3 separate regions of the Homo sapiens genome follow, and all the other regions are linked to region 1. The links are chromatin loops, found by intact Hi-C in ENCODE. Cell type or tissue: heart left ventricle. All regions are shown on one strand. Each heading gives the region's core, and the rest is flanking DNA. Links, peaks and the distances in the headings are about the cores only. Region 1 has its middle 56 kb from the start of LINC00895. Region 2 holds the start of LINC00895 (long intergenic non-protein coding RNA 895). Region 3 overlaps CDC45 (cell division cycle 45).

Region 1 (10,108 bases), core at 975-8,974:
TGAGATGGAGTCTCGCTCTGTCACCCAGGCTGGAGTGCAGTGGCACGATCCTGGCTCACTGCATCCTCCGCCTCCTGGGTTCAAGCGATTCTCCTGCCTCAGCCTCCTGAGTAGCTGGGATTACAGGCATGCACCACCACGCCCAGCTAATTTTTGTATTTTTAGTAGAGATGGGGTTTCACCATGTTGGGCAGGATGGTCTTGAACTCCTGACCTCAGGTGATCCACCCACCTCAGCCTCCCAAAGTGCTGGGATTACAGGCATGAGCCACCATGCCCAGCCTTTTTTTCTTTTCTTTTCTTAATAGACAGGGTCTCACTTTCAGTCACTCAGGCTGGGGTGCAGAGTTTCAATCCTAGCTCACTGCAGCTTTGACCTCCTAGGCTCAGCTGATCCTCCTGCCTCAGCCTCCCAAAGTGCTGGGATGACAGGTGTGAGCCATTGTTCCCAGCTAAATAGTGCTTTTTCTTCTCTCTAACATTGAAATATAGAAAGTATGAAAAAGCCACTCATGGTCAAGCGGCATGTCCCTGCAGAGCTGTCAGCCACACTGCCTCCCAGAATCCAGGTTGGGGGTTTCCGATGCTGTCTGTTCCATGTGACCTCACAGCCTCCTGAACCAACTGATGGCCCCAAATGTTTATCCCCATTCCAGATGGCACCTGGTGGTACCTGAAAGTGACCTCTGGGCTGCGAGGTGCGTGGTAATGTCCCTGTGGCCCATCTCTAGATCGTGAAGAGGGTGATGTGAATCATAGCACACTCCAGGACATCACAGGGCCCCAGCACAATTGTGTATGCTGTGACTCCGTCACCCAACTACTTCGAGTCTTCAAAGACATTGAATTGCCATTGTTCTAATACTTATTTGCCTTTGGTTCCCACTCCTTCCTCCCCGTGGTGGGAAGAAAGTTGGGGAATGTGCACCCAGAAGATGTCGGGGCTGGATCAAGCCCCTTTTCAGTCACTGTCATTCATAGTTGAGATGTGAACTCTGCAAAGGCAGTGAGTACAGAACATTCTTGTTTCCAGTGCAAATCCACTGTGACCAGGAAGCTGTGCCTAGGTCTCTGACTCCAGCCACCCATACCTCCTCTCCCTGTACCCAGAGCCCTGGATGAAAGCATGAGTCTGGGATGCTGGGAAGAGGGCAGACAATGACAGCTCCCAGGCGCTGTGGACCAGGCAGGCTCTGTGTTGGGCTTTCCTGGCAGACGATGCTGTAGTTAGTTAATCCTCTCGAGGACATGTGAGATGAGGGTATCATTACCTTAGAGATGGAGGATCTGAGCCTCCAGCAGATAAGCAGCTGCCCCGCTGCAGAGAACTGAAAATGAAGCTAAGCTTGTTGGCTTTTCCCCACCAGCTGCCTCCCACTTCCTCCACCTGCTCTGTCTCTGCAGAAAACATCAAGAATGCAAATCCAGCCCCTTGGCCAGCTCATTTGCACACACACTCACCTCAGGGGTCTCTGGGGGTGTCTTGGATGCAGACCTCCATCCCTCACACCCTCACACCTGTCCGTCCAAGGGTCAGGCCATGCTGGAGTGCCTGGGCTGGCCTGATGGAGATGCTGCACCAGCTGAGTCATGGCGGGAAAACAGCCGGGAATCACCCAATATCTATTCCTTCCTTCCTTTCCATTTTCTTTTACAACAGCAAAATGATGCCAAGATTTTTCTGTGCTTCCCCTGTTATAGGCTGATTTATGGCCTCCCTCCCAAGTTCCTATGTTGAACTCCTAACCACCCAGTCCCAACCCCATATGGCTGTATTTGGATAGATCTTTTTCTTTCTTTCTTTTTTGAGACGGAGTCTTGCTCTGTTGACCAGGCTGGAGTGCAGTGGTGCAATCTTAGCTCACTGCAACCTCTGCCACCTGGGTTCAAGAGATTCTTGTGCCTCAGCCTCCTAAGTAGCTGGGACTACAGGTGCGCACCACCACGCCTGGCTAATTTTTTGTATTTTTAGTAGAGACGGGATTTCACCAGGCTGGTCTTGAACTCCTGACCTCAAGTGATCTACCTGCCTCGGCCTCCCAAAGTGTTGGGATTACAGGCCTGAGCCACTGCACCTGGCTGAGAGAGGGTCTTTAAACAGGTAATTCATTCAAAATGAGGTCATGAGGGTGGGCCCTACTCTTGTATGACTGGTGTCCTATAAGAAAAGGAGACTAGGGCCTAGCAAGGTGGCTCCCAACAGTTTGGGAGGCCAAAGCAGGAGGATTGCTCAAGCCCAGATGTTCGAGACCAGCCTGAGCAACATGGTGAGACCCCCATCTCTACAAAAAATTTTAAAAATTAGCCAGGCATGGTGAGGTGCACCCGTAGTCCCAGCTACTTGGGAGCCTGGGAGGCTGAGGCAAGAGGATCGCTTGAGCACTAGGAATGTGGGGCTTCGGTGAGCCATGATTGTGCCACTGCACTCCAATCTGGGCAACACAGCAAGATCCTGTCTCTAAAACTAAATAAAGAAAGAAAAAGGAGAGGAGATTAGGACACAGGTATGCCCAGAGGGATGACCCTCTGAGGGCATGGCGAGAAGACGGCCATCGACAAGCCCGGGAGAAGGTCCCCGGAAGACATAACCCTGCCCACGCCTTGATCCCAGACTTCCGGCCCGCAGAATATAAGACAATAAAGGTCTGCGGTGAGGCCACCAGCCAGTGGCACTTTGTGATGGCAGCCCCGGGAGGCCAAAACAGCTGCCTGTTCCCCACGTCCCTCTCCCAGCAGAAGCGCATGGGCTGCTCTTGAGCCCCAGCTGCAGTCCATCACTGTCAGTGCTAATGCGAAGCTCCCCTAAGACTGACTTGACAATATTGGCGAGTGGGCTTGACCCACCAGCCTGCATCCGGTGCCGGTGAATGGGCACTTACGTTCCTTATTGAAACGCTACTTGTGGCCCTCTGCTTCCCGGAGCTCCTGGCAACAGCCCAACTTTATGTTCCAAATAGGAAAAGGCTGCTTGATTTAAAGACTCGGACTTCATTAGGCGTTACCTTGATTTATGGAAAAATAATACTGAATGGTTGCATAACAATGGCCCACTGCTCACCTACGTGTGGCCTGGGGTTAATAAAACCGGCACATTTGTCTCTCCCACGATGACGTCAACGTGTACCAGCCCTTCTCTTCCACATGGGAAACGTGTTATGTTGTTCCAATTGTACATTCACTTGGTGAAGGGTTGTGTTAAGTGATTCCAAAAATTGACTGTGTATATTTTCTCTAGGGAAGTTATTGTATATTATTTTAGCTGGGAACATCTCTCGCACACAATTACTAATCAGAAGTGAAAATCAGGATTTGTCCCCGGCCCACCTGGCGGATCTGATGCAGCGCCAGGGCAGCCCGTGAAGACGGGCGCTCTTCCTCCGTGACTCTGGGCCAGGCAGAAGGAGCCTTGGAGAGGCTGCAGGAGGAAGCCCGGCTTGAGGCCATTCCTGTTTTGTCTTGCTGGAATTCAAAGATATTTGTTAATCCTTTCCCCCCACTTGAGTTGAGAAGGCCTGGAATGAGGTTTCACAAGCTGTGCCCTGTAGAGCTCCTGGGGAAACTGGCTCGAAAGAATGACTTCTCGAGAGGGAAACTAATATTTGCTTATTTTCCCCCCACTAACTTCCCAAGGGAAGGCTAATCTTTAGAAACACAGAAACTTTGGAGGCCAATAAAATTGAGAGCAAGAGAAGCGAGATTGTTTCATTGTTGCCACCATGAAGGAGAGTTTGTTTTTACTGGATTTCTTTTTCCCTTCAGGAAGGCTCTGGTAAGAGTCCTGATAGATTATTCTCGCACCCCTGGTTCTGGCTTTCCCCCCATTGTTTCAATTGCCCTTTTAATCACCACGATCTCAGTCAAGGTCAAGGCTGCTGTTTCATGTACCCGTGCCCCGCCTGCCCTCCTCTGCCGCGGATTCCCATGGGGATGTGTGTGGCTGCATGACCACCCTTCCGTGTCACCAATCACACCGAGCAGCCCTGAAGCCAGCGTGGGGTGTCGGCAGGGTGGTGGCACTCGGCATTTCCCAGCCTCTTCTTGGATGCCTGGGGTCCTCTCTGCAGGGTTTGGTGAGGCCCTGCTGGGGTGAGAGCCCTTGGCAGCCCCAACTGTGTCTGATCACAGGCGAAGCATTTATGAGGCAGCTGGGTCCCATAACAGAAACAGGGAAACCAGAGGCAGAAGTGACATTACGAAGTGGCTTACGGCGCTGCTAAGTCAGGGTTGGGGTAGCAAAGCGTCATATAGGGAACTGAAATGCTTTTCAGCGCACAATAGCAGTGAACTGGATGGGAATCTTCGGGCCGAGAGAAGTCCAGGCAGAGGCGTTAAAAAGTTTAGGCAAGGAAAAGGAGTGAAGGGCTGGACCTGGTGGGGTGGGGTCCCATTCCCAGGAGAGTCGGCCCTGCCCCAGCAGCTTCCAGCTGGAGCCTTCAAGGACCTGGAGGGGGCAGGACCAACCCCTCCACCCTCCCTGCCCTTCACCCTCAAGTTCACCTGCAGGGCTGTCTTCTTGCTTACTAAGGCCTGGGAGAGTTTAATTCCAAAGCAGAGGATGATGACTGGAGAAACGGATGCCTGGTTGAGTCACTTCTGGGGGCTCAGCATTGGAATCCCTCTGTAACCTCCCAGAAGCAGAAGTGGTGGCGTCCAAGGCTGCCCAGGCCCCTCCAGTGATGAGGAGCCCAGACCCTACAACACGCCTTTGCCCCCTGCACACCCTTCCTGCTGACAGCCCCATCCCATGCTCCTCCCCATCTGACCCGTGTGTGTGTGTGTGTGTGTGTGTGTGTGTGTGTGTGTGTGTGTGCGCCCCCCACCCCCGCAGACCTCCCGAGACAGCTCTGGCAGCCCCACCTGCCAGGGGTCAAGTGCAATTCCTCTGGAAGTAGCATCTTTCACATGGAAACGTTCCTTTATTTTCAGTAGTTATGGTCGTCAGCGAGCCCTCTTAAAGGAGTCAGGTGTCCTGCTTTTGTTAAAATGACGTTGTCTCCTAACTCTTAGAGAAGAGGAAAAATGTCTCTGCCCAGCTGGCATGCTGGGGCACAGACCACTGAAGCCAAGGCTTTGGACTCGGGGGTTCTGGAGGCTGGAGGAAGGGAGAAGGGGATGCAGCGCAGCGTGTTGTGTGTGCATAGTGCTCCAGGGACTCCAGAGGAGAAAGGAGTCCCTGGGGAAGAGACATGGGTCTGCCTCTTATCCTAAGTGCTTTCTGGTGCTCCAGGGAGAAGTGTTTCTTGTCTGAGATGTGGCAGACATTTAGAATCATTGCTCAGAACTGTCTCATCTTAAACCTTTTAACCAGAAAGTACAGAACCATTGCTCCAGGGGAAATACAAGCTTGTGAGAGCTTCTGTTTGCAACATTTCATTCACTAATCCATACATAACCTTGTTGTGTGTCTGTTTCTGTTGAAAGACACTTTAATATATATTATTGCTTCTTTAATGTATTCACCACCAGCAACACCATAACTCTTGCCTGAACGCAGCTCATCTAACACACATATTTTCCGCATACAGTTCATTGCAGCCTTTTTTTTTTTTGAGATGGAGTCTCGCTTTGTTGCCAAGCTGGAGTGTAGTGGCGGGTTCAAGCGGTTCTCCTGCCTCAGCCTCCCGAGCAGCTGGGATGACAGGTGCCTGCCACCACGCCCGGCTAATTTTTGTATTTTTAGGAGAGACAGGGTTTCACCATGTCGGCCAGGATGGTCTCAAACTCTTAACCTCATGATCCACCCGCCTCAGCCTCCCAAAGTGCTGGGATTACAGGCGTAAGCCACCACACTCGGCCTTTTTTTTTTTTTTTTAAGAGATGGGGATCTTGTTCTGTCACTCAGGTTGGAGGGCAGTGGCATGATCACAGGTCACTGCAGCCTTGACCTCCTGGGCTCAAGTGATTGCCCACCTCAGCCTCCCAAGTAGCTGGGACCACAGGCACACGCCACCACATCCGGCTCATCACAGCCTGTTTGTGCTTAGGAACACTAGACAGCCCTCAAGGTCTTTACCTATAAAGTAGAGATGTCAGAGATGTCAGAGGCACTTGAACCAGAGCAACTCCATCTTGAATAGGGGCTAGGTAAAATAAGGCTGAGACTTACTGGGCTGCATTCTCAGACAGTCTTTTTTTTTTTTTTTTTTTTTTTTTTTGAGACGGAGTCTCACTCGGTTTCCCAGGCTGGGGTGTAATGGCGTGATCTTGGCTCACTGCAACTACCACCACCCAGGTTCAAGCAATTCTCCTACCTTAGCCTCCTGAGTAGCTGGGACTACAGGTGTGCATGACCACGCCTGGCTAAGTTTTGTATTTTTAGTAGAGACGGGGTTTCGCCATGTTGGCCAGGCTGGTCTCGAACTCCTGGCCTCAGGTAATCCACCCACCGTGGCCTCCGAAAGTACTGGGATTACAGGTGTGAGCCACCACTCCTGGCCCCTCCGGTTAGGCATTCTAAGTCACAGGATGAGATAGGAGGTTGCTGCAAGATACAGGTCATAAAGACCTTGCAGATTAAAACAGGTTGCAGTAAAGAAGCAGGCTAAAAAGCCATCAAAACCAAGATGGTGATGAGAATGACCTCTGGTCATTCTCACTGCTACACTCTCAAACTGTCAACAATTTGACAATTTACAAATGCCATGGCAATGTCAGGAAGTTACTCTGTATGGTCTAAAAAAGGGAGGCATGAATAACCCACCCCTTGTTTAGCATATAATCAAGAAGAAACCATAAAAATAAGCAACCGAGGCCGGGCATGGTGGCTCACGTCTGTAATCCCACCACTTTGGGAGGCCGAGGCGGGCGGATCACAAGGTCAGGAGATCAAGACCATCCTGGCCAACATGGTGAAACCCAACTCTACTAAAATGCAGAAAAAATTAGTTGGGTATGGTGGTGCGCACCTGTAGTCCCAGCTACTCCGGAGGCTGAGGTAGGGGAATTGCTTGAACCCGGGAGGTGGAGGTTGCAGTGAGCTGAGATCGTGCCACTGCACTCCAGCCTGGCAACAGAGCGAGACTCCGTCTCAAATTAAAAAAAAACAAAAAACAAAAAAAAAAGCAACCAGCATCCCTCAGGGCTGCTCTGACCATGGAGCAGCCATTCTTTATTCCTTCACTTTCTTAATAAACTTGCTTTCACTTTACTCTATGGACTCGCCCCTAATTCTTTCTTCCTCGAGATCCAAGAACCCTCTCTTGGGATCTGAATTGGGACCACTTTCCGGGAACAGAGACAGCAGGGCAATGGCCAGAGGCCACATGAGACAGTCAGTAGTGTATGGAGGCGGCAGCAGGTGCCCAGAGGCATCCCCGGCCCACCCCCAGAGCCTGGCCTGACATCCAGGCCTCGCAGGCTTCAGGCCAGGACCCTACCAGCAACCCCCCACCCCCGAGCACCCCAGGTGTGTATGGGTGGGTGGGGCCTCCCGTCAGCCCACCCAGGGGCCTGTCACACCCCTGCTGCACACAGCCTCTGCACTCTGGACTGCATGCTGGAGCCCGTGGGCATCAGAGCCACGGGCTGGGCTTGGCAGGATGCACCTCCCAGCAACGGTGTGCTCACTTCTCCTGTCCTCCCCTGGCTCTGATGACACTGTGAGGCAGCAAACCAGGGTCCTGAAGGGACCTCTAAAGATACAGTGTGTGCAGGGACCCTGCCCAGGGTGAGAGCAGCTGGAGCTCTTGCCGTGATCATCTCAGGCTGCCCAGGTGAAGGTGTTTCCCCAACAGCCCTGGCCACAGAGGAGGCCAGGCCTCTTCCCTGCCCACCAGTCTCATGGCCCTCCAGCCTTCCCTCCCGCCACCTGGGCCAGGGCCAAGAGTCTTGGAGGGAGGTTCTTATTGCTACCAGGTGACCCCTGCTCCTGGCTGGCATGGAGCAAAGTCACCCTTGCTATCAATTTAACACAGATGAAAGATCATGCTTGTTCCCATTCCCACCACCTGGACATCCTCCTCTCCTGGACCCTACAGCCTGCGTGGGGGGTGCATTTGCAGGAATGGACCTTGCCTCCCTGGAGTACCTCTTGGCTTACAGCCCCATCCTCCCTGGGGTCTGCTATCCTACTGACCTGAGCGTGCACACTGCTGATCTCCTGACCCACTGTTTAGGAAAATCACTCCTTTCCAAGCCTCCTGTTTCCTTGCAAATGCTCTAGAGCAGGGGTCCCCAACCCCTGGGGTCACAGGAATGGGCCACACAGTAGGAGGTAAGGCGCAGGCAAGCAAATGAAGCTTCATCTGTAACAGCTGCTCACTGCTTGAATTACCCCCTGAACTCTGCCTCCCATCAGATCAGCAGCGGCATTATATTCCCATAGGAGCACAAACCCTATTGTGAACTGTGCATGTGGGGGATCCAGGCTGTGTGCTCACGAGAATCGAATGCCTGCTGATCTGTCACTGTCTCCCATCGCCCCCAGATGGGACCATCTAGTTGCAGGAAAACAAGCCCAGGGCTCCCACTGATGCTACATTATGGTGAATTGTATAGTTATTTCATTATATATTACAATGTAATAACGATGTCATAATGAGAATATAATAATAACAGAAGTAAAGTGCACAATAAAAATGTAATGCACTTGAATCATCACAAAACCACCACTCCACCCTCGGTCTGTGGAAAAATTGTGTTCCACAAAACCAGTCCCTGGTGCCAAAAGGCTGGGGACCGCTGCTCTAAGGCATAGCAGTCTTTAACCTTTTGGGGCACCATGGAGACTTGCATAGCCTGATGAGCTCTGTGGACCCCTTAGAACTGCTGATGTGTGTCGCTTACATTCAGAGATGGAGAAAATGCTAAACCTTAGTGAAAATAAAGATGCTTTTTCTCCCATCCAAGCTCCTGAGTGCCCTGAATGCCACCCATGGGGACCTTGGGGAAGCCCTAGGACAGGGATGTAGGTACAGATTGACAGTCCAGAGCTGCCATCAGGGAGAAGCATTTGCAAAGCACAGGCTCTGCAAATGGGGTCTACTTCCTCCATCCCCCAAGCCTGTCTTCTGCTTCACTTTGCCAAGACTCTGCCTTGCCCCAGTGTTGGAGCAGGATGCCAGATGGCAAGATGGGCTTATGGGCTGGGTCTTCTGTTTGGTCGCGGCAGAGCCCATGGCAGCTGTAGGAACTTTGACGGGGAAGGGGCAGGGGCGGGAGCAAACCTGTAGCGTGAAAGTATGTGAACGCTCTGTCATGGAGGGCACCCCAGGCCGTGTCCAGGCCAGCTTCACCCTGTCTCTGGGAGAAGGAAGCCTGGTCAGAGCTGAGGAGGCTCCAGGGCACCAGGCCTTGTCCCTCTTGCGCCTGGGCGTGATGCTCCCCAATGGCGTGCGCCAGTCCTGGGACCATTGCTGCCGGCCGTGTGTCTTCTTCCAGGGTGCAGAATCCCTTGTCAAGCTGGGTGGTTTGATGCCAGCCCCTGGGCCTCGAAGCTCCCTTCCTGATGGAGTGCTGCCATTTGGAAGGGGTAACTTTCGTGGTCATTTTTTTAAATCATGGTAAAATATACATAACTACATAACATAAAATTTACCATTCTTCCTTTTCTTTTCTTTTCTTTTCAGACGGAGTCTCGCTCTTTCGCCCAGGCGGGACTGCAGTGGCGTTCTCTCGGCTCACTGCAAGCTCCGCCTCCCGTGTTCACGCCATTCTCCTGCGTCAGCCTCCCGAGCAGGGGACTATAGGCGCCCGCCACCGCGCCTGGCTAATTTTTTGTATTTTTAGTAGAGACGGGGTTTCATTGTGTTAGCCAAAATGGTCTTGATCTCCTGACCTATTGATCCGCCCGCCTCGGCCTCCCAAAGTGCTGGGATTACAGGCGTGAGCCACCGCACCCGGCCAAAATTTACCATTCTTTCTAACCATTTTAAAGTGTACAGTTCTGTGGTATTAAGTACATTAACACTGTTGTACAACCAGCACCACTGCCCATTTCCAGAAGGTCTTCATCTTCCTAAACTGTAATTCTGTGCCCATTAAACTCCCCATGTCTTCTTCTCCCAGCCCCTGGCAACCACGATTCTACTTTCTGTCTCTGGGAATTTGACGACTCTTATAATTGGAGTCATGCAACTTTTGTGTCTGGTTGGTTTTACTCAGCAGAATG
Region 2 (10,108 bases), core at 775-8,774, 55 kb before region 1:
TTAATTTTTTTTTAAATTGAGGTATACTTTACTTACAACAAAGTTCACCAATTTTAAGCACACAATTCAATTTTTGACAAATAACTACCACAATTATGATACAAAATATTTTCACTGCCGAGCCCACTTTGTGCTCCATGCAGTCAATCCTTTCCCCCAACACCTAGCCCCTAAGTACTCATCTGCTTTCTCTCACCACAGTGTTGCCTTTCTAGAATTTCACAGTATGCAGCCCTTGGTGTCTGGCTTCTCCTGCTGAGCCTGACAAATGTGAGACTCCTTCTTGCTGTGTGCAGCAGCAGTCTGTTCCTTTATTCTGCCAAGTGTTATTCCACTGTATGGATCTACCTGTTCCACTTTTTGTTTGTTTGTTTGAGACGGAGTCTCGCTCTGTCACCCAGGCTGGAGTACAGTGGTGCAATCTTGGCTCACTGCAACCTCTGTCTCCTCGGTTCAAGCGATTCTCTTGCCTCAGCCTCCTGAGTATCTTGGATTACAGGCATGCACCACCATGCCCGGCTAATTTTTGTATTTTTAGTAGAGACGGGTTTCACCATGTTGGTCAGGCTGGTCTCGAACTCCTGACCTCAGGTGATCTGCCCGCCTTGGCCTCCCAAAGTGCTGGGATTACAGGCATGAGCCACTGTGCCCGGCCTCCACTTTTTGACTATTATTCATAATGCTTCTATGAACATTTTGCTATAGGTAAGTCTTGTGGTGACATGTTTCTATGTCTCTGGGCTAAGTACCTAGCAGTAGGATTGCTGAGCTGAATGGTTAAGCGGTTACAACTTCATGAGAAATTACCAAAATGTTTTCCAAATTGGCCTAATCATTTTGCATTCATTCCTACCTGCTATATGTGAGAATTCTAGTTGCTCCACATCTTCATCAACACTTGCTACTGTTAGTCTTTTTAATTTGGGTCATTCAAGTGGACATGTACTGGTTTAGTGATGTCTCACTGGTGGTTTTGTGTTTCTCTAACAACAGATGATGGCCAAGCATCCTTCAGGTACTTATGTGTCATCTGTATTGTATTTCTTCTTTGGTGAAATATTATTTTGTTTGTAAATCAATCAATCAATCTACCTATCTGTCTATCTATCTATCTATCTACTGAGACAGGGTCTCACTTTGTCACTCAGCTGGAGTGCAGTGGTGCAATCACAGCTCACTGCAACCTTTACCTCCTGGACTCAGGCGACTCTCCCACTTCAGCCTCCTGAGCAGCTGGGACTACAGGCATGCACCACCACACCTGGCTAACTTGTTTTTTTTTTTGTAGAGATGGGGTTTTGCCATGTTACCCAAGCTGGTCTCAAACTCCTGGGCTCAAGCGATCTGCCCACCTCGGCCTCCCAAAATGCTAAGATACTGCATTCAGCCTGTTTGCAATTTTCTTATAGAGCCAAATGAGTTCTTTATGTATTCTGAGTAGAAATACTTTATGAGATATGTGTTTAGATATTCTCCTAGTCTGTAGCTTGTCTTTCATTGTCTAAATGAGGTCTTATTAAAAATTAATTTTCTCTGGGTTTATTGAAGTATAATTTACATTTAATAACACTCACCCTTTTTAGGCAGAGTTCTGCGAATTCTACCACTACAATCAAGATATAGAATTTTCCCATCACCCTCCCAAAATTTCCCTATACCCTCTTCTAGTCAATCCCCTCCCCTCAAATGCAACCCCTGGCAACCAACCACTGGTCTAATAGTGTCTTTTGAAGTGGTCAAAGTTTAAAATTTGATGCAGTATGATTAATCAATTTTTAAAATTATGTGTCTTAGTCTGTTTGTGCTGCTATAACAAAATACCTGAAACTGGATAATTTGTAAACAGCAAATTCATCACTTACAGTTATAGAGGCTGGGAAGTCCAAGATCAAGGCACCTGCAGGTTTGGTGTCCAGTGATGGCTCGCTCTCTGCTTCCAAGATGGTGCCTTGTTGTGTCCTCTTGAGGAAATGAACACTGTGTACTCACGGTGAAAGAGATGGAAAGGCATAAAAGGGCTAGCTGGTTCCTTTGGGCCCTTTTATAAGGGCACTAATCTATTCATGAAGTTGGAGTCCTCATGATCTAATCCCTCCCTAAAGTGTTAAAATCAGGTAACTTAAGTTCTCCAACTAGCTGTTTTTGATCTCTGTGAGGCCAGTCTGTACACTAACCTTTTTTTTTTTTTTTTTTTTTTTTGAGACGGAGTCTCGCTCTGTCACCCAGGCTGGAGTGCAGTGGTGTGATCTCGGCTCACTGCAACCTCTGCCTCCTGGGTTCAAGCAATTCTCCTGCCTCAGCCTCCTGAGTAGATGGGATTACAGGCAAGTGCCACCACGCCTGGCTAATTTTTGTATTTTTAGTAGAGACGGGGTTCTACCATGTTGGTCAGGCTGGTCTCGAACTCCTGACCTCGTAATCTGCCCGCCTTGGCCTCCTGAAGTGTTGGGATTACAGGCATGAGCCACCGCGCCCAGCCCCACTGACCTTCTTTCATGGGGAGTTCATGTAAGTTTTTCCAAAGGCTCTGCAGGGTATCTTCAGTATAGAGTGTTCTGATATGGGAAACGAGCTCTAGCTCAACCTCCTTCACTCCCAACTCCAACTAGCTTTGCCATCAGTGTTACTCCCTATTGCTGTTTGCTCCACAGCCTCTTGCCTAGTGGATGTGGTCTGGCATTGGACAGCACAAGCAATGACAGGGAAGCCCCCTGAAGACCCTTGCCCAGAGGTCTCTGAGTTTTCTAGATTTCTTCAAAGCCAGGTATAAAGGCAGTCTAGCAAGCTCACACTGTCCAAGCAGACATCCAATCAGGGAAGATGCCAGCCTCTCTTTTTTAGGCATCTGAAGTCATTATGGTAACTCTCTTTGAGCTACACCCTGTTGGCTTTAGTAATAGCACCGCACCCTCCCTATTTCTGCACCCAGGAAGCTGCTTAGGGAAACTCTTACCCTTCCTCCCGCCCCATCCCTCCCCCGTTGTCCAGTTATGTAAGCCTGAGGGTAGGGTGGTGGTGGTTCAGAATGGCAGGGCTGGCTCTTCAGCCCTCTAACAATAAGCTCTGGGTGCTGCCATGTTGTGCTGCCTTTACAGTGTGGGATACTGAATGCCTCTGGGTACTCACCTTTGTGCCCTGACTCACTAATTCCAGGGTAACAGGAAAAGGCTCATTAAACGTCCCGTTACACACAGCTCTAATAAAAACAGCAATAATAACATCAAAACACTCACATAGTGCTTGCCAGGCACCAGTCTCTTTCTCTACTTATGTTAACTCATTTCCTCTTCACAACAACCCACCCCATTAAGCAGGATCAGTAACCCCTTTGCACAGCTGAGGAAACTGAGACATAGAGGAGGTAAACTGCCCAAGGTCACAGGGACAGAGAGCCAGAGAGCTGCAATCCAATCGAGGGAGTTTGGCTGGAGTCCACGCTGCGCTGCTTTCCACATAGGAGAGGCAGAGAAAAGCTGCACCTGCAAGAGCGATGGTTTCGGCTGCGTATTTGGAATAACGAAGTCAGCGGTCAGGAGCAAGGAGAAGGCACACATCTCGGGCCTCATTTCTGTCCCCGAGCGCTCCCCCACACTGCGAGATCATGGCGGTGGAGGGGAGTCCCGCATCCTGACCCCCGGCCGCCGCGCACTGGGGGGCCCTCAACCTCTGGGTTACTTGGGGGCACGCAGTAGCCACCCACGGGGCAGAAAAGACGGGGGCGGTCAACTTTCTCCACTCCAGCCGCCTGGGGTCCCGCCATCCCTCAGCCAGGACGCTTGGCAGCCGCCTCTAGGCTAGGTGGCCACGAGTTGCGTGCGAGAGCGAGGGCTGCGCATGTGCGAGGCGTGCGTGGTGCGTGTGTGGCGCCGCGGGCTTCCGCTCCGACGTGGGGATCACTAGACAGCAACTGCCCCCCAAGTTCTCGTATCAGCTGCGGGAAGGAGAGAATGGTTCTAGTCAACCGAGAGTGGAAGGAGACCAAATTTCAGCAAATGCACGGACTTGAGTCCTCATGAGCAGGGTGGCCATGGTGCGGAAGCAGCTGGCACGGCCCCCTCAACCCCGGACCCCTGGGGTCCTCACTGCCGACCCGCGCATTCAGTGCTGCGCATAAATAAGATTTCCAATTAGAAGGCCTAGGTCCCAGCTCTGCCCCACAGCGTGGCTTTGGGCCAGGCACGTCATAGCCCTGGAACTCTTTCTTCCCATTGTTGAGATGAAGAGGGTGCACGATATGTTCGACGCAGCAAGGTTAAATGGAAGGAAACGGGGCGGCCGCTTAATGACTGGTTGCACGCGCTTGCGTTGGGTGCTGCAGCCTGGTGCCAGGAAGGTGGGGCAGGGACCTTGTGGTGTAAGGAGTGGCGGTGAAAGTGCCTGGGGTCAGAGAGGAGAGGCAGGGGATGAGTTCTGAGTGGGAGGAGGGGGCAGCTCAGGTTTCGTCAAGTAGATGACCTCTGAACCAGAACTTGAAGGATAAGACGGGAGATGGCCGAGACGAGAGATGGCCCTAGGAGCATCCTGGCACAGCAGGTGCCTGAAAGCCTGCATAGGGCATAGATGTGTCTAGAGAGTTCTGGGAATGATCGCTAGAGCGGTGTTGGGCTCGTAGGGAGGCAAGAGGTGGGCTTGGAGCGGGAGGTGGGAAAGGCATGGGGAGTGTCTTGAAAGCCCCCTTCATCTGCAGGTCCTGAAACGCTGCAGAGGGTCTTTAGGCGTGGAATTTACATAAGATGTGTGTTTCAGTAAAGTGACTTACAGGAACCAGACAGGAATTGTAATTATACAAAGGGGATTTCGGAGGAAGGAAGTTAGTCTCAGTCCAGGGAATAATGAGGGCCTGAGCTCAGGAGTGCAGTGGGGAGGGAGAAAGAAGGATTCCAGAGAGATTTTGGGCAGAGTAATTGACAGGCTCCCGATTAGAGCAGAAACTAAGATGATGCCTAGGTTTGGAAAACTGGGTGAATTGAATCATTAAGACACTGAAGTGTCCACCAAGTGCAGACCTTGTGCCAGGCACTCAGCATCCAAAGATCAAAAAAGACCTAGTCTCTGCCCTCAGGTGCTTCTACTTGAATAGGGCAGGTGGACACATAACTAGGTAATTGTATCTATACCCTGTGATGTTGAGGATTACAGCTGTCCCTGCCTGACCTGGACCTAGGGGTGAGGGCAGGGGGGCTTCCTAGAGAAGTGGGACCTGAGCTTGGCAGAAATGGGAGTTCACAGGCAGTGTGAGATGGGTCCCCTAGGTACAGTAGGAACGCAAGCAGGAAGGCCAGGGAGTTTGTGATGTGTTTGGAGAACTAGAAGCAGATGCTGGAGTGTAAAACCGGAGCTTGACTTTTATTCTCTAGAGGGTGGGGAGCCATTGCAGAGCCTTAGGCAGAGAAGGGCCTGGTCAGATTTGGGTTTAGGGCAGCTTGCCCTGGTGCCTCGTGGAGAACGGTTGTAAAGGCGAGAAGCTAGGAGCGAGAGGTGGCTGTAGGAAGTGCTGGTGAAAGAGAGTGGAAGCTGGAGCTGACACAGGGAGTTCAGGAAGGAGAGTGGGCTGGGGGATGGTGGGGTGGGGAAGTGCAGGATGAGGAGGGAGGGCTGAGGTGAGGTCAGTGCTGCACACCAGGTGCATGAGGCCTGGGGAGCATCTCCATGGAGGTACCTAATGGCAATTTACTAGCCAAGTCATCTTGACCAGTTCACTTAGCCTTGGCGATTTGCCTCATATTGCAGAATGTGGATGACAAGACCTACCTCATAATGTTGGAGTGATTCACTCAACGAGTATTTACTGAGTATCTGTTGGTGTTCTGGGTGCCAGGGATTCAGCTGGATGGCCTCAGCAGAAAATACACAGGAAATATGGGTTGAGCTAAAAATCAAGGGCCCAATTAGAACAGATTTGACTATCATCCATATTAACACTCCCAGAAAAGAGGGAGATGAGCAGAGAGAGAGAGAGAGAGACTTTTCCAGTTGCAAGGCAAGAGTAGGCTGCAGGGTCACCTTGTGCTGGCTGGCAGGAGCCAGGGGCTGGCATGTATCCTGTTTGGCCAAACCATCATTAAGTGGCAGTTCGAGAATAGGCCCTCTAAGCTCTTGCACTGGTGTCATAACATCTGGGGATTTCCTGTGTGTCAGTGTTTGTGTGGATAGAGGGAGCTGGTGGTAAGTGTTCAGCCAGGTGCATCCAAGATCCCAGGGTCTCATGGGAGGACCCAGGGCTGGAACTGGCCTCCTCATACCGCTGTACAGCTCTGCCTGGAGCCTGGAGCCTCCTCCTCTGCTGAGTGGTGCTCTCAGCACAAAATGAGTGTTATCAAAGGGGCATATATTCTGCACTCACTAGCTGCACAAGAGAAGAACAGCGGTTGTTGGTATGCCTTATAACTACTCTTCAGAATACACACCCCTTTGACAACATTCACTTTGTTCTCAACCATAAACAACCACACCCCTTGTTTATGGTTGAGAAGATGAAGGCCTGGTGGAATTAGCTTCTTGCCAGAGACTACACTGTGGCCAGAAGGACTCTGCCTTTTCCTTGGCTATCTGAGCTTCATCTCAGAGGTGTTTAATTGCTCCAGCCAGATCCATGTGAATAGCAAATTAAGCCCACACAGTGGCTCATGCCTGTAATCCCAGCACTTTGGGAGGCCGAGGTAGGCGGATCACTTGAGGTCAGGAGTTTGAGACTAGCCTGGCCAATATATGAAACCCTGTCTCTACTAAAAACACAAAAAAATTAGCCAGGTGTGGTGGCACACGCCAGTAGTCCCAGCTACTGAAGCGGAAGCTACATCGAGTTGAGATCGTGCCACTGCACTCCAGCCTAGGTCACAGAGCGAGACTCCATCTTAATAAATAAATAGCAAATTAATGTTTTAAGTGAAGTAACAATAACGGTTTACTCTGATTTAATTTACAAATAAACATGGAGTTTTTGTTTATAAATTTTCACCAAATTTAAAATCTTCAAAGGCTAATTAAAATAGTTAATATTTATTGAGTGCTTCATATGTATTTTCTCATTTGATTTTCACAACATCCCCATGAGTTAGATATGATTATCATTGCCATTTTACTGAAAGTAAGGTTGGAGCAAGGTGGAGTAGGATGGAGTAAGGATGAGGTTAAGGGTGGAGTAAGGTTGGTATACGGTGGCTAAAGTTGGGGTAAGGTAAAATAAGGTTAGGGTAAGGTGGGATAAGGTTGAGGTAAGGCGGAGTAAGGTTGGGGTAAGGTGGGCTAAGATGAAGTAAGGTTTGGCAAAGTTGGGGTAAGGTTGGAGTAAGATGAGTAAGGGGGTAAGGTTGGAGTAAGCTTGGGGTAAAGTGGGGGTAAGCTTGGGGTAAGGTTGGAGTAAGGTTGGGGTAAAGTTGGAGTAAGGATGGGGTAAGGTGGGGTAAGGCTGGGATAAGATAGAGCAAGGTTGGGGTAAAGTGGGGTAATGTGGGGTAAGGCTGGGATAAGATAGAGAAAGGTTGGGGTAAAGTTGGAGTAAGGATGGGGTAAGGTGGGGTAAGGCTGGGATAAGATAGAGCAAGGTTGGGGTAAAGTGGGGTAAGCTTGGGGTAAGGTTGGAGTAAGGTTGGGGTAAAGTTGGAGTAAGGATGGGGTAAGGTGGGGTAAGGCTGGGATAAGATAGAGCAAGGTTGGGGTAAAGTGGGGTAATGTGGGGTAAGGCTGGGATAAGATAGAGAAAGGTTGGGGTAAAGTTGGAGTAAGGATGGGGTAAGGTGGGGTAAGGCTGGGATAAGATAGAGCAAGGTTGGGGTAAAGTGGGGTAAGGTGGGATAATGCTGGGATAAGATAGAACAAGGTTGGGGTAAAGTGGGGTAAGGTTGGGGTAGGGTGGCCTACAGTTGGAGTAAGGTGAGGTAAAGTTAGGGTAAGGCTGGGGTAAGGTGGAGGGTAACTTTTCAGATGTGATACTGTTTTTGCACGCCTTATCTTTCCCTTCTTGCTGCTCAGTTAGGAGCAGCTTTTCTCCTCAATTTAACTGAAGTGAGCATTTGCTGGAGAAGTTGAGGGAACACGCACATTGTGCAGCCCTGTTTGTCTGAGCTGAGGCTTGTGTTTGTCCTAGGAAGGGCCATTTGGGAGCTGTTTGAGATGGCATCTCACAGCGAGCAGAGGAGGGCACAGTCAGGGTGGTGATTGGGGTGAAAACTCTGCTCATGAAGAATGATTTGGTATGTGCACAGATGATAGCTTTTCTAAATCCTATTTTGTTTTTCTGAAAAATAAGTGACAGTAACCTGAACACCTTTGAGTTTCTCCAATGCTGGCTTAGTCTGAGGCTGGGGCCTGCCTGCCATCCCTTTCCCTCTCTCACTGAGTGGCTGCTGCTTGCCCGTCTCTGACCTTTGAGAGTCTCAGGTCTGATGGTGGTGGAGATGGAGCACAGGTGACTGATTCGGGGGACTCGGAGACACACCCCTTGGAGGAGGGACAGGGAGGGTTGGAGGTAGCTGGTTTCATGTGGGCAGAACACAGGACATAGACATCCTCTGTCAACGTTGGTCTTCTCTGTAGTATTTTGTGCAGGGTCCTGGTCAGTAAATCTGGCCAAGTGAGTCATCTGAAAGCAGTCATGTGATCTGTGTTGATAAGTGGATAAAGCATTGGCTTTCATCACTCTCTGGATTTGTTAGTGAACTTTAAAAAAGAAACCTTTCTTGTGCTTTTAAATAATGACTGTGTTTTTTAATCTTACCATTTAAATCTAGTTTTCCTGAAGATGCCTGTGTGCCTTTGGCCAACAGGATCTTTGTCCGAGGTGACAATGAAGATAGTATACCATGAGCCCATACTGCCTGCAGAGTCGTGGCTGCCAAAATTAACAGCTGTGGAATTATTTGTGACCCTGTTAAGGATAAACATATTTGTCCCTTTTCATTTTATGATCAGCAACTGCTAAAGTTCTTACTTGTAATTGCAATTTACTGCCCTCACTGTATTGCTTAGTTTAGAGGTGGACACAGAAAGAATGGAACATTTGTTTTCTTTTGGGTCTGAGCTATGAATTTGGGCCGCATTATCATGCAGGCCTTGGCCCCTCTGTCTCTGCAAGATTGGGCTTTCCTGTTTTTGTCATTCTCAGCTTACTTCGCAGGCATGCTTTGTGTAGAGGAGAAAAATACCCTCCAAAGAACCTCCCAAGGAGGTTACCAGGTACACGGTTCAGCCAAGTGGGTGACTCAATGGGATGCATCTCTTTGTGTTTGTCAGGGCCGGGAAGGGTGTGACAGCATGTGGGGAGAGACTCAGTTCCCAGCCAAATAACTTTACCACCTGAGCTATGAGGCAGTTCCTGCACATCACCACTCCAGCAGGGTCCAGCCTTGCTGCGGCAGAAAGCGAGTGTGTGGGAAAGCAAATGGCTCCACACGACGCTTGCAGTGTTCAGAGGGATGAGTATGAATTGTGTGTATCTCAGGGACCCCTTTGACCCATGAATACATGTATAGAGTATTCTCTATTATGTGGGTGAAGTGTATCTACTTACATACTTAAGTATTTGTGAGTAAAACGAGAAAAAAAAAAGATGTGAAGGATGGATAGAGAAAATAAAACAGCAGGAGGCTGGTAGTTCCTGAGGCTGGATGCTGGGCACATGGGCATCCATTCTACTCTTCTCTCTATACTTCTGTGTATATTTGAACATTTTCAAAATAAGAGGTTTTATTTTGTTTTTTGATTTTTTTTTTAGATGGAGTCTCACTCTGTCGCCAGGCTGGAGTGCAGTGGTATGATATAGGCTTACTGCAACCTCCGCCTGCTGGGTTCAAGCAATTCTCCTGCCTCAGCCTCCCAAGTAGCTGGGACTACAGGTGCGTGCCATCATGCCCAACTAATTTTTTTTGTATTTTTAGTAGAGACGGGGTGTCACCGTGTTGGCCAGGATGGTCTCCATCTCTTGACCTTGTGATCCACCCGCCTTGGCCTCCCAAAGTGCTGGGATTACAGGCGTGAGCCACCGCACCTGGCCTTTTCTCTTTCTTTCTTTTTTTTTGAGATGGAGTCTCACTCTGTAGCCCAAGCTGGAGTGCAGTGGTGCGATCTTGGCTCACTGCAACCTCTGCCTGTGGGGCTCAAGCGATTTTCG
Region 3 (10,108 bases), core at 1,380-9,379, 110 kb before region 1:
GCATTTTACTGATGACTAATAGTGTTGAGCATCTTCTCATGTGCTTATTGGTCATTTGTGTATCTTGTTAGGAGAATTGTCTATTCAAGTCCTTTGTCTTTTTTTTTTTTTTTTTTTGAGACAGGGTGTCACTCTGTTGCTCAAGCTGGAGTGCAGTGGTGCAGTCATGGCTCACTGCAGCCTCAAACTCCTTGGCTCAAGCCATCCTCCCACCTCAGCCTCCTGAATAGGTGGGATTACAGGCATGAGCTACCACACCTGCTAATTTTTAAATTTTTAGTAGAGATGAGATCTTACCATGTTGCTCAGGCTGGTCTCAAACTCCTGGGCTCAAGCAGTCTTCCAGCCTTGGCCTCCCAAAGCACTGGGATTATAGGTATGAACCACCGTGCCCAGCCTAAAACTTTTATATATTCTACATACAAATCCCTTATCAGATAAGTAATTTGCAAGTATTTTCTCCCATTCTGTAGGCTGACTTTTCACTTTGGCAGTGTCCTGTGAAGTATAAGATTTGTTAATTTTGATGACATTTAAGTTACCTACTTTTTCTTTTGTTTCTTGTGCTTTTGGTGTCATATCTAAGAAACCATTGCCTAACCCAAGGTCATGAAGATTTCACATTATTTTTTCTACTAACACTTTAATAGTTTTAGCCCTTACATTAGGAGTATGATTCACTGGAGGTTTTTTTTTTTTTTTTTTTTGAGACAGGGTCTTACTCTGTCACTTAAGCTGGCATGCAGTGGCATGATTTCCACTCACTGCAACCTCTGCCTCCCAGGTAGCTGGGACTACAGGCATGTGCCACTGCACCTGGCTAATTTTTGTATTTTTTGTAGAGACATGTTGGTCAGGCTGGGCCCCTTACTCTTTACTATAGTCTCCTTACACTTCAGCAAGGCCCCTTGCTCTTTACCATGCCCCCTTATACTTTACCAGGCTCCCTTGCTGTTTAACAGGACCCCTTGCTCATTACCAGGACTCCTTGCACTCCAGGGAGGCTCCTTAAACTTTCCCTTGGCCCACTGCACTCACCTGCTCTTGCATAGGGCAAAACTCTCAGTTTGGGCCGCTGCTCTCCAGTTGCCTGGAGTTTTAAGTCTTCTTAGGTCTCACTACCTCTTGGCTTTCTCTCGCACTGATGTAGATAGTATACCTGTCTGGCTGTTCATGGTCTCTTTTTACCTGCTTACACTTTGGGGTTTGAAGTGTTCCCTTGTTCTCTTAATTTGTTGCAAATGTGGGTCCTAGGTTTTTGGTTTTGCAATCTAGTTGCTCTACTTTTATCTAGAAATTTGGGAAAATCCAAAAACTATTTTACCACTGTTGCTGCCATCATCCCAGCATTGATGGGTAGGCTTTAGACATTGTCTACCAACTTCCTGCTATGACAAAGGAGCATTTATCCCACTCTTGTCCACCTTCCCTCCTGTTGGTACAGTTTTGCCACTATTTTTAACTTCTTTGTAACTTTAACATATTTATGTCTTCTTTCATCACTAGTATCTCGTCTCCCTACTTTGTAAGAAAAGGATATTTAAAACACTCTTAGTCCATTTTGTGTTGCTATAAAGGAATACCTGAGGCTGAGTAATTTATAAAGAGAAAAGGTTTATTTGCCTCATAATTCTGATGGCTGGAATGCTCAAGATTGGGCATCTGCATCTGGTGAGGGCCTCAGGCTGCTTCCACTCATGGCAGAAGGGGAGCTGGTGGGTGCAGAGACCATGTGGCAATGGAGGAAGGAAGAGAGAGGAGGAAGGTACTAGGCTCTTTTTAACAACCGTCACGGGAACTAATAGAGTAAGAACTCACTTACACCCCCTAGCCCCAGGGAGAGCATTCATCTATTCATGAGGGGTCTGCACCCATGACCCAACACTTCCCACTAGACCCCACCTCGAAGATCTTGGATCAGATTTCAACATGAGGTTTTGAGGGGACAAATGTCCAAGGTGTAGAAACAGCCTTACTTTGCTCTTCAGTGCTGCTCAGTACTTTCTGAAATTTGTGCTTTTACGTTTTCAAGACTGATAACAATCTTGGGTTAGAGAAAAAGATATAAATTGTCTTATCTTTGGTTACAGGTTGATTTTAAAAGTTGAAAGTAAACAAATAGTTTTACTTTATTGTGCTAATAAACTATTCCAGAGACAATCATGTGTAGTAATAGATTACTATCTGGCACGGCTCTTTGTTTTTCCTGCTGTTTTTAATTGCCTCCTTTATCACATCCATTTTTTTCTCCTCCAAACTCCTTCCAGCTGTTTTTCTGTGAGCCCCTTTTTGCTGGAGAGTCTGGGGTTCTGTCTTCCCACCACAGCCTGGACCTACAGCTCTCTAGACCTGCTTTCCACTGTCCCCATGGATGTCCAAATCTTGGCTGTGCCTCTTAGTTTAGTCCAATGTTTCTTGGGATCTTCATCTTTGTTTCATTTACTCCCTCATTAAATTAGAGCACAGTTCTTAAGTAACATTCAAAGAAAGGGCGCATGTGAGATAAACTTTCTGAGTTCTTATATATCTGACAATATCTTTATTTTACTATTTCTTTACTATTCCCCCCACAGAAAACATCCGTGTTTTTTATTCTTGCTTTTCAGGCTTCCTGGAATGACGATGCTCTGTCTTATTTTTTTGCCTTACATTTTCCATAGCTTTGTCTTGTTATCTATGTTGAGGAAGTTTTTCTTGACTCCAGACTTGGAGTGGATGTTTTATCTTTTGCAACTGTTTTAATTTCCATCAACATTTCCTAGTTTTTAACTCTTCCTTTTTCATAGCATCCTGTTCTTGGTTTAGGAATGTAAGAGTTGCACACATCTCTCTGAAGATACTAATTAGAGTTCAGTTTAACTTTCTTTAGTTCTCCAAATTATCTGTTTCTTCAGGGTTATTTTTTTAGGCCATAGGCATTTCTCAAATGGTCTGATGTCTTTCATATTCAAGAACGGGATTGTGGACCCTTGGCTGGGCCATGGGTATCTGGGCACAGCTCACTGGTCATAAGACATCGTTTCACCTTAGCAGGCAGGAGCCAACTGTGACACTTTGGGACTCCCCACTGTAGGGCCCAGAGGCTTTGCTTGAGGATTCTACTTATTCACAGATGGTACATTTCATATACTCAGAGGGGAGCCTCCCTTTTTGTGGGGAAGAGTAAAAATCTATCTGTTGGGTTTGAGGGGATCCCTTGTCCAACCTCCAGCCCTTGCCCAAGCCTCCCCTGTGTCAGAGTCCTCCTGGGCCTTCAGGATCTTCCCTTTGTTGGCTTTTAGTTTCCTGTCTTCTGATACTTGCACCCGCTCCACCTCTCATTTGCATTACTGTGGGTTTATACATTTTAAAAAATTCTTTCCTTTCATGTGAAAGACAACTCAGGAGGGAAAGAAGATAAATTCTTACCCCCAAACCTCTTCCTGAACCAGGAACCAAGCAAACTATTTGTGACTTTGGTATTTTACCAAGAGTTCCTGACAAGCACCACCAAAGCCATGTGTCTGCCCTGTTACAGGAGTAACCTGGACAAGCTGTACCATGGCCTGGAACTCGCCAAGAAGCAGCTGCGAGCCACCCAGCAGACCATTGCCAGCTGCCTTTGCACCAACCTCGTCATCTCCCAGGGGCCTTTCCTGTACTGCTCTCTCATGGAGGTCAGGCTTCCCACAGAGCACAGGCGCCTGGTCACAGCACCAGTGGCTTCGTCTGACCATCTGTCTCGCCTCCGCAGGGCACTCCAGATGTCATGCTGTTCTCTAGGCCGGCATCCCTAAGCCTGCTCAGCAAACACCTGCTCAAGTCCTTTGTGTGTTCGGTGAGGGGCCAGGCGGGTGCTGTGGGTACAGGAGGGCAGGTGCTTGGAGAGCTCCCTGGATGGGGAGTTAGATGCTGGCCTTGGGGTGCCTGTGGCTGTTGACCAGCTGCAAGGTCTAGGCACATCCATTACTTTTTCTGAGCTGTCTTTTTCTCAGCTGACCCCTAGGAACCTTCCAGTTCTCTCAAGCTCTGATTCATCACTGGCTGTCTAAGTCACTCAGACAAGTAGGGAGGGGCCCTTGCAGAGTGAACAGGGCTGGGGCTTGTGTCCTATTGTTGCAGGTCAGGGAAAGCGGGATGGTTGTAGCACCGACTGGCTTCCCAGCAACAGCTTGTCCACTAAGCTGATTTCCTGTGCCTGGCTTTGTCTTCTGTGTGGCCTAACCCCCTCTTTGCGTTGGCGTGGAACACACTCCTAACTTGGCTGGCTTTAGGGCAGGGGTCCTCACCTAGCCGACATGGGGCTCCTCCCAGATGTGACATGTCAATAATTGAAGTCCTCCTCTGCTTCGAGGATGAGAGTTTATGCCGGGGGCTATTTCAAACAAAATGTGCTAACAGGAAGTTGAACTTTTCTTTTGCCGCTGAACTAACCAGTAAAATGATGACAGATGACATGTGTTCTATCAACCAGGTAATGTCAAAGATAAACTAGGGACAGAGCATGGGCCTTGACGTCCTCTAGGCTGTGTTCAAAGATGAGCCTCCTCATTTGCCAGTTGTGTGACGTGAGGTAGATGATCTGACCTGATCCTCAGTTTCCTCATCCGTGAAATGGGTGAACACATACCCACTTTACAGGATCCATTCATTTACCAGACATGTATTGAACATCCACCACCTGCCCGGCCCTGTTGTGGAGTGACTGCCCATCCTGGTGCACATCCTGGGACACCCCTCAGTCCTAGACACACCAGGAATACTGGTCACCTGGGCTGTAGGGTGTGGGTGCAGCAGGCACAGCAGAGAAGGAAACCCTAAACCTTTATCCTGAAGGAGCGTGCCGGCGGGGGGGACGAGGAGTGGCAGCTGCGGTTAAGATGAGGGGATGTGCTGCCAGGGGATGGAGCAGGATGAGGCGGGGTGGGCTGGGGCCTCCTGGAGAAGGTGGCAGCTGCTGCAGGACCTGAAGGAGGTGAGGGAGAGGATAGCAGGGCAGGCTCCTTGCAACAAACAGCCAAGGGGCAGTGGGGCTAGGCTGGTAGACAAGGAGGCTCGGGGACACAGCATCACAGCCACAGTACCATGCTGTGGGTACGGGAGGGCAGGTGTTTGGAGAGCTCCCTGGACTGGGAGTTAGACACTGGCCTTGGGCATCTAACTTGGGGTGGCTGGGTGGGGACCAAGGCGTCTCCTGGTGACAGCGTCCCTGGAGGCTTTGGGGAGTGGAGTGACTGGGCGCTGTTGGGCTCTGGGCTCTGAGTGTTGAGCTGGGGCCCACCATACCCTGACGGAGGGTGCTCTCCGACTCCATAGACAAAGAACCGGCGCTGCAAACTGCTGCCCCTGGTGATGGCTGCCCCCCTGAGCATGGAGCATGGCACAGTGACCGTGGTGGGCATCCCCCCAGAGACCGACAGCTCGGACAGGAAGAAGTGAGCAGCTTCCACTCGTCCTGGGACTGGAGGGTCGGGGGTGTTGGGGTTATCAGCTTATTAGCCCTGCTGAGTAGAGTGGTATTTGCCTCTAGTGTCTGTCCTGGGGCGGGGGGTGGGAAGGGTCCATTGCAGGCCGCCTGGCCCCCGACATGTCTTGTGTGTCAGCAGCTTTTTTGGGAGGGCGTTTGAGAAGGCAGCGGAAAGCACCAGCTCCCGGATGCTGCACAACCATTTTGACCTCTCAGGTGAGAGTCTCCTGCCACTCTGCCACACTTTCCCACCTGACCCTTTGAGGCTATTGCAGGCCCTGGAACCAAGCAAGTTGGCATGGCTGGAGGAGCCTGGCCAGCAGCCCTCTTGACCTTCCAGATCTGGCCCTGGGACAGGCTACTCCTGGTGGCTCAGGGAGCTCTGGTGAACCTCAGGCCCCTGAGAGGGAAAAAGTGTTTTCCAGGGAATGACTGGCCTGGCTGTGGCCTTACAGCGGCCTTACAGCCAGTGCTAAGGATCACTTTCCCAGCAAGCCTAGGGGACTGGCCACCAGGGCCCGTGTGCCCCGATCTCACCTGTCAGGGTTGGGTTGTTTCTGTTTCATGGGGTGAGGGAACAGCAGGGCCCGTGATGACCCAGGACACCAACCCTTGCTGCGCCAGCCACCTCTCCACAGGCCGGGGTGTGTGTCGTGATAGGTGCTACCTGTGAGATGGCTGGGACACCGGCCCCACCTGTGTGTCAGATGAGCCCAGAATGGATAGGCCTGCCTGCCCACTGCTTCCCCAGCACCAGCACGGAACATGGTTCACATTCGGCTGTGTTGGCGTTCTTATTATTGTTGACAGGTTTTAAAGTAAAACAGACGTATTGATATTTCACCCCGGGTTAGTTTGCTAAAGCTGCCATAACAAAGTGCCACAGACAGGGTGGCTTCAACCACGTGTCTCCTCCCAGTCCTAGAGGCGAGAAGGCCCAGGTCAAGGTGGGGCAGGGCTGGCTTCTCCTCAGGCCTCTCTCCTTGGCTCACACAGATGACCACCTTCTCACTGTGTCCTCACGTGGTCTTTCCTCTGCATACCTCCTTGGTGTCTGTGTCCAAACCGTTTCATCTTCCAAGGACACCAGACAGATTGGATTAGAGCCCACCCTAACAACCACATTTGAACTTAATTACCATAGTCACATTCTAAGGTCCTGGGGGTAAGGGCTTCAACATAGAGATGTGGGGGAGACCGTTCAGCTCATAACACCCTCAGTACTTCCTGCACCTCTGAGAAAGGATATTTTCTTGCCTCATCACCACGGATTCCTCAACAATGATAGACACTGTCATGGGAGATCCAGCCTTTGTTGAAGTGGCGTCAGCCATCTCAGAGCTGCCTTCCTTGAGCCAGACCCAGCCATGGCTGTGGCACTGTGTGGCATTGGTTCACCCCGCACAGCAGCCCCTGCTAACTCTTTTGTGCCTGTGATGTGGGAGAGGTGGATGGACACCCACTGGCCTGCAGAATATCTGGCCTTCAGTATACAGGGAGGACTCGGGCTGGGAACTGCTTGGTTTCCCTGAGGGTGGAGAGCCAGGGGTGAGGGTGCAGAGTGGGCCATGTCTAGTGCCCACCTGCGTGGGCTGGGTCTGGGGCTCTCGGGGCTGTGGCTGGCAGCATAGATGGCTCCCAGGGCCAGGCCAGCCCCATCCTGGGGCCTGGTTTTGCTTTGTGGTGAGGGTCTGGGTGCTCAGCTGAGCCTGAGGGCCCTGTGAGATATGGGCAGTTTGCACCATGTCCCCTTGTGCGGAAGAGAACACTGAAGCCGAGGAATTGGCCAGAGTGCGGCCAAAAGTGACCTGCCCCACCCAAGGACTTCCACAACCCACTCTGGGGACGGGGGTTCATGCCAGCTGGGGTGGGCAGGCCCGTGTTTGTCCAGGTCTGTAGGGCCCTTCCCTGTGTCACCTCTATTGTCTTCCCGGGGGGGAGTTCTCCCTGCAGGCCCCAACCCTGACCTCTCTAGCAGTGCAGACAGCAGTTGTGAAGATGAAGTACAGTGAGACAGACACAACCACTGAGTGCAGAATACCACAGGCCGGGAGGAGCCGCGCACTTTGGAATGCAGTGGAGGGCAGGCAGCGGAGGGGAGTTCTGTGCCCTGTCTTGTGTTCCCACTCCTCCCTTCTCACGGCTGTTTTTCTTTCATTACTTCAGTAATTGAGCTGAAAGCTGAGGATCGGAGCAAGTTTCTGGACGCACTTATTTCCCTCCTGTCCTAGGGTGAGTTACAGGGGTTCTGCAGGGGTGGCTGCAGCAGCCCCCTCAGAGCCCGACCCTGATGCCCTGCTCTGTCCTCCCTCAACGGAGGCTTCTACTTGGGTTTCAGACCGAAGCAGGGTTCTTGAGATTGGAGCCAACACATTTTTCCCAAGCACATCTGTCCTTAGGCTGCCAGCAGGGCCACAATGGGGCATTTTGAGGCAGCTAATTTCATTAAGCCCCTGCGATCCCTTCAGAAAGAGCTGGTATTCACCCTCTGCTGACCACACTTGGGCTGGGCATCGCGTGTGACACATGTCACACACAGACTCCCTGGTGCTGCCCTCGAAGGCCACCTGGAGCCTCCTGTCCCACAGCCTTCGTGTCAGGCGCTGGGCAAGAGCCCGCAGAGCAGCCATCCGGGCTTTTGTGTGCTTGGCTCATGAGAAAGCAAAGCTGTTGGCAGCCGCTTAGCTGGGAATTCCAAAGCGCTGGTTCTGCTGGGGCCTTCACCAGCACACAGCTGTCCTGAGGGCCCCATTGGGATTCACTGGCAGGTCACTGTCCCGGGACACCTCCCACTGCCCCATGTGCTACCTCTTTCTTAAGGGTTCCCAGGAAATAGGCCTGCCTTGTGTCTTTGTAACCATCTCTCAGCCCAGGTTCCCCACAGGGAATGCCACATCCAGCCCTGCATCTCCCAGAGCCCTAGCCTGGAGGCTGCGGCTGTGGCAGATGGGCCCTGCCAAGACTCTGTTGCAGGAGGTCCCTCAGGCCAGGCCTGGGGTCCTCCCCACTCTCCCATCCGTCCGTCCATCCATCCATCTGTCCATCCCTCCAGGGGCAAGCACCTGTTCTCCTGTTGGGGCTGGAGTGGGGGTTTCTGCTGACAACAGCATAGGGGGCCTCAGGGACCCCACAGTTCCTCTCAGGGTGGCCTGGGCTACATGGGGCCCATTTTGGGCGCGGGGCTCTGAGTCAGACCCTCGGGGTTTTTGGCAAGTTCTGTAGGGTCATCAGCAGTGACCTTGGGCCAGCCACCTAATCAGGCTTAGCCTGTTTCCTCATCCAAAAATGGGGCCCACTCTCTCCTTAGACGATGAGTGTGAGCATCACAGGACTGCATAGGGTGGGGCGGAGGCAGAGGTGGGGCTCTCTGGCAGTGGAGTGGGTGCTAGAGGCAAACCCCTCCCCTGCAGCCTGCTTGGTGGTGATGTTATGCTGCTGTGTGTCCTTCCACTGAGGCAGGGGCACAGGTGGCCTGGGCTAGGAGGGCTGAGCAGCAGAGTGCCGAGGGATGGAGGGAGAGCCCCCATGGGAGGGTGCCAGGGGGCTGGCTGAGCAGCTGGGCGGGGTCCGTGAGGTAAGAAGGTGCCCGGGCCAGGGGGCAGGAGCTCTGATGTAGGACAGCTCAGCCCAGTCAAGGGGTGCTATGAGGACAGCAGGGGCCTCCGAGTCTGGGGTGGCCTCACCCCCACAAGCAGTCCTGGCTACTCAGCAGCACTACCCAGAGGGGACGCCTGGGCAGTTTCTTCAATTCGGTGGCACATCAACATCGTTTGAAACTTGTTTTTTCTTGTTTTGTTTTCTAGAATTTGATTCTTCCAGAATGACCTTCTTATTTATGTAACTGGCTTTCATTTAGATTGTAAGTTATGGACATGATTTGAGATGTAGAAGCCATTTTTTATTAAATAAAATGCTTATTTTAGGCTCCGTCCCCATTGTGGCTCTGGTCTCGAGGCCAGTGCTTGAGTGTGCTCTGAGCCTTCTGTGGGTCTTGGGCCCCAGGAGCCCTCAGTGCCTGGCAGGAAATCAGCATGGGGATTGGCCCCAAGGACAAGATCTCCTTACTCTGTCCTCCAGGCCCTCCGGGTGGCAGTGGACAGAGGTCAGGACCCCTCGGCATCCCCGCCTCCTCATAGCACCTGCACCGGCCACTGCCTGGTGGTGCCAGCCAGCACCTGGCTCTGTCCACCTACCACTTCCTCTGGTCCACCTGGCCTCAGCCACATAGCAAGTCCACCCTCTCAGCCATCCCTCCACCTGTGGGTCTCACCATCCAGCACTCTTTTCCAGGTCTTTGAAGGCAGGAGTGATTTGGGTAGGTTTTAAGTCAGTGGGGAAAAGCTCAGAAAGAGTGGCCTGGAAAAGAGCACACAGGTAGGTGGGGCTGGTCTTGGTGCAGCCCTTGGCAAAGGGCAGTGGGCACAAAAGGGTGAGAGCTGGACTGGAGGCTGGGCCCCTCCCCTCACCTCTGGTGGTTTGCACAGCTTCCCGGGACCCTTGAGCTGCCTACCCTGGCCATTTGGGAAAATTCAAAGGCTGTGCAGCTTCCTTTCCATGCCCTTTCTTTCCTTTTTTTGAGACAGAGTCTCGCTCTGTCACCAGACTAGAGTGCAGTTGGTGCGATCTCGGCACACTGCAACCTCTGCCTCCCGAGTTCAAGTG

Evidence for each region. Peaks named below come from ENCODE experiments on the same cell type or tissue, not always from the same donor. Only the 100,000 strongest peaks of a DNase experiment are listed, where the experiment ranks them.
Region 2: it touches region 1 in a loop (2.5-fold over the local background); 16 of 110 quality-filtered maps call a loop at or near these places.
Region 3: a loop joins it to region 1, with 2.5 times the contacts of the local background. A loop is called at or near these places in 18 of 110 quality-filtered maps.

What each region holds. Positions count from the first base shown.
Region 1 is chr22:19,618,144-19,628,251 of GRCh38, forward strand. No RefSeq gene overlaps it. Among named protein-coding and RNA genes, the nearest start is that of LINC00895, 56 kb to the left of the region's middle. RefSeq lists enhancers at 1-167, 2,188-2,949, a silencer at 1,543-1,837 and a cis regulatory region at 9,359-9,439. In heart left ventricle, for the core only: no CTCF peak of the experiment used is centred there; no DNase peak of the experiment used is centred there; H3K27ac peaks cover 1,155 bases.
Region 2 is chr22:19,563,004-19,573,111 of GRCh38, forward strand. LINC00895 (long intergenic non-protein coding RNA 895) reads right to left here and starts at 3,836. Exons shown (of 1, transcript NR_024381.1): 1 at 3,127-3,836. RefSeq lists a silencer at 4,435-4,770. In heart left ventricle, for the core only: no CTCF peak of the experiment used is centred there; DNase peaks (open chromatin) are centred at 3,727 and 4,212; H3K27ac peaks cover 1,554 bases.
Region 3 is chr22:19,511,232-19,521,339 of GRCh38, forward strand. CDC45 (cell division cycle 45) reads left to right here. Exons shown (of 19, transcript NM_003504.5): 14 at 3,518-3,656; 15 at 3,734-3,817; 16 at 5,296-5,414; 17 at 5,586-5,662; 18 at 7,613-7,678; 19 at 9,250-9,377. The coding sequence ends at 7,677. Among named protein-coding and RNA genes, the nearest start is that of CLDN5, 8.1 kb to the right of the region's middle. RefSeq lists enhancers at 3,252-3,752, 3,753-4,253. In heart left ventricle, for the core only: no CTCF peak of the experiment used is centred there; no DNase peak of the experiment used is centred there.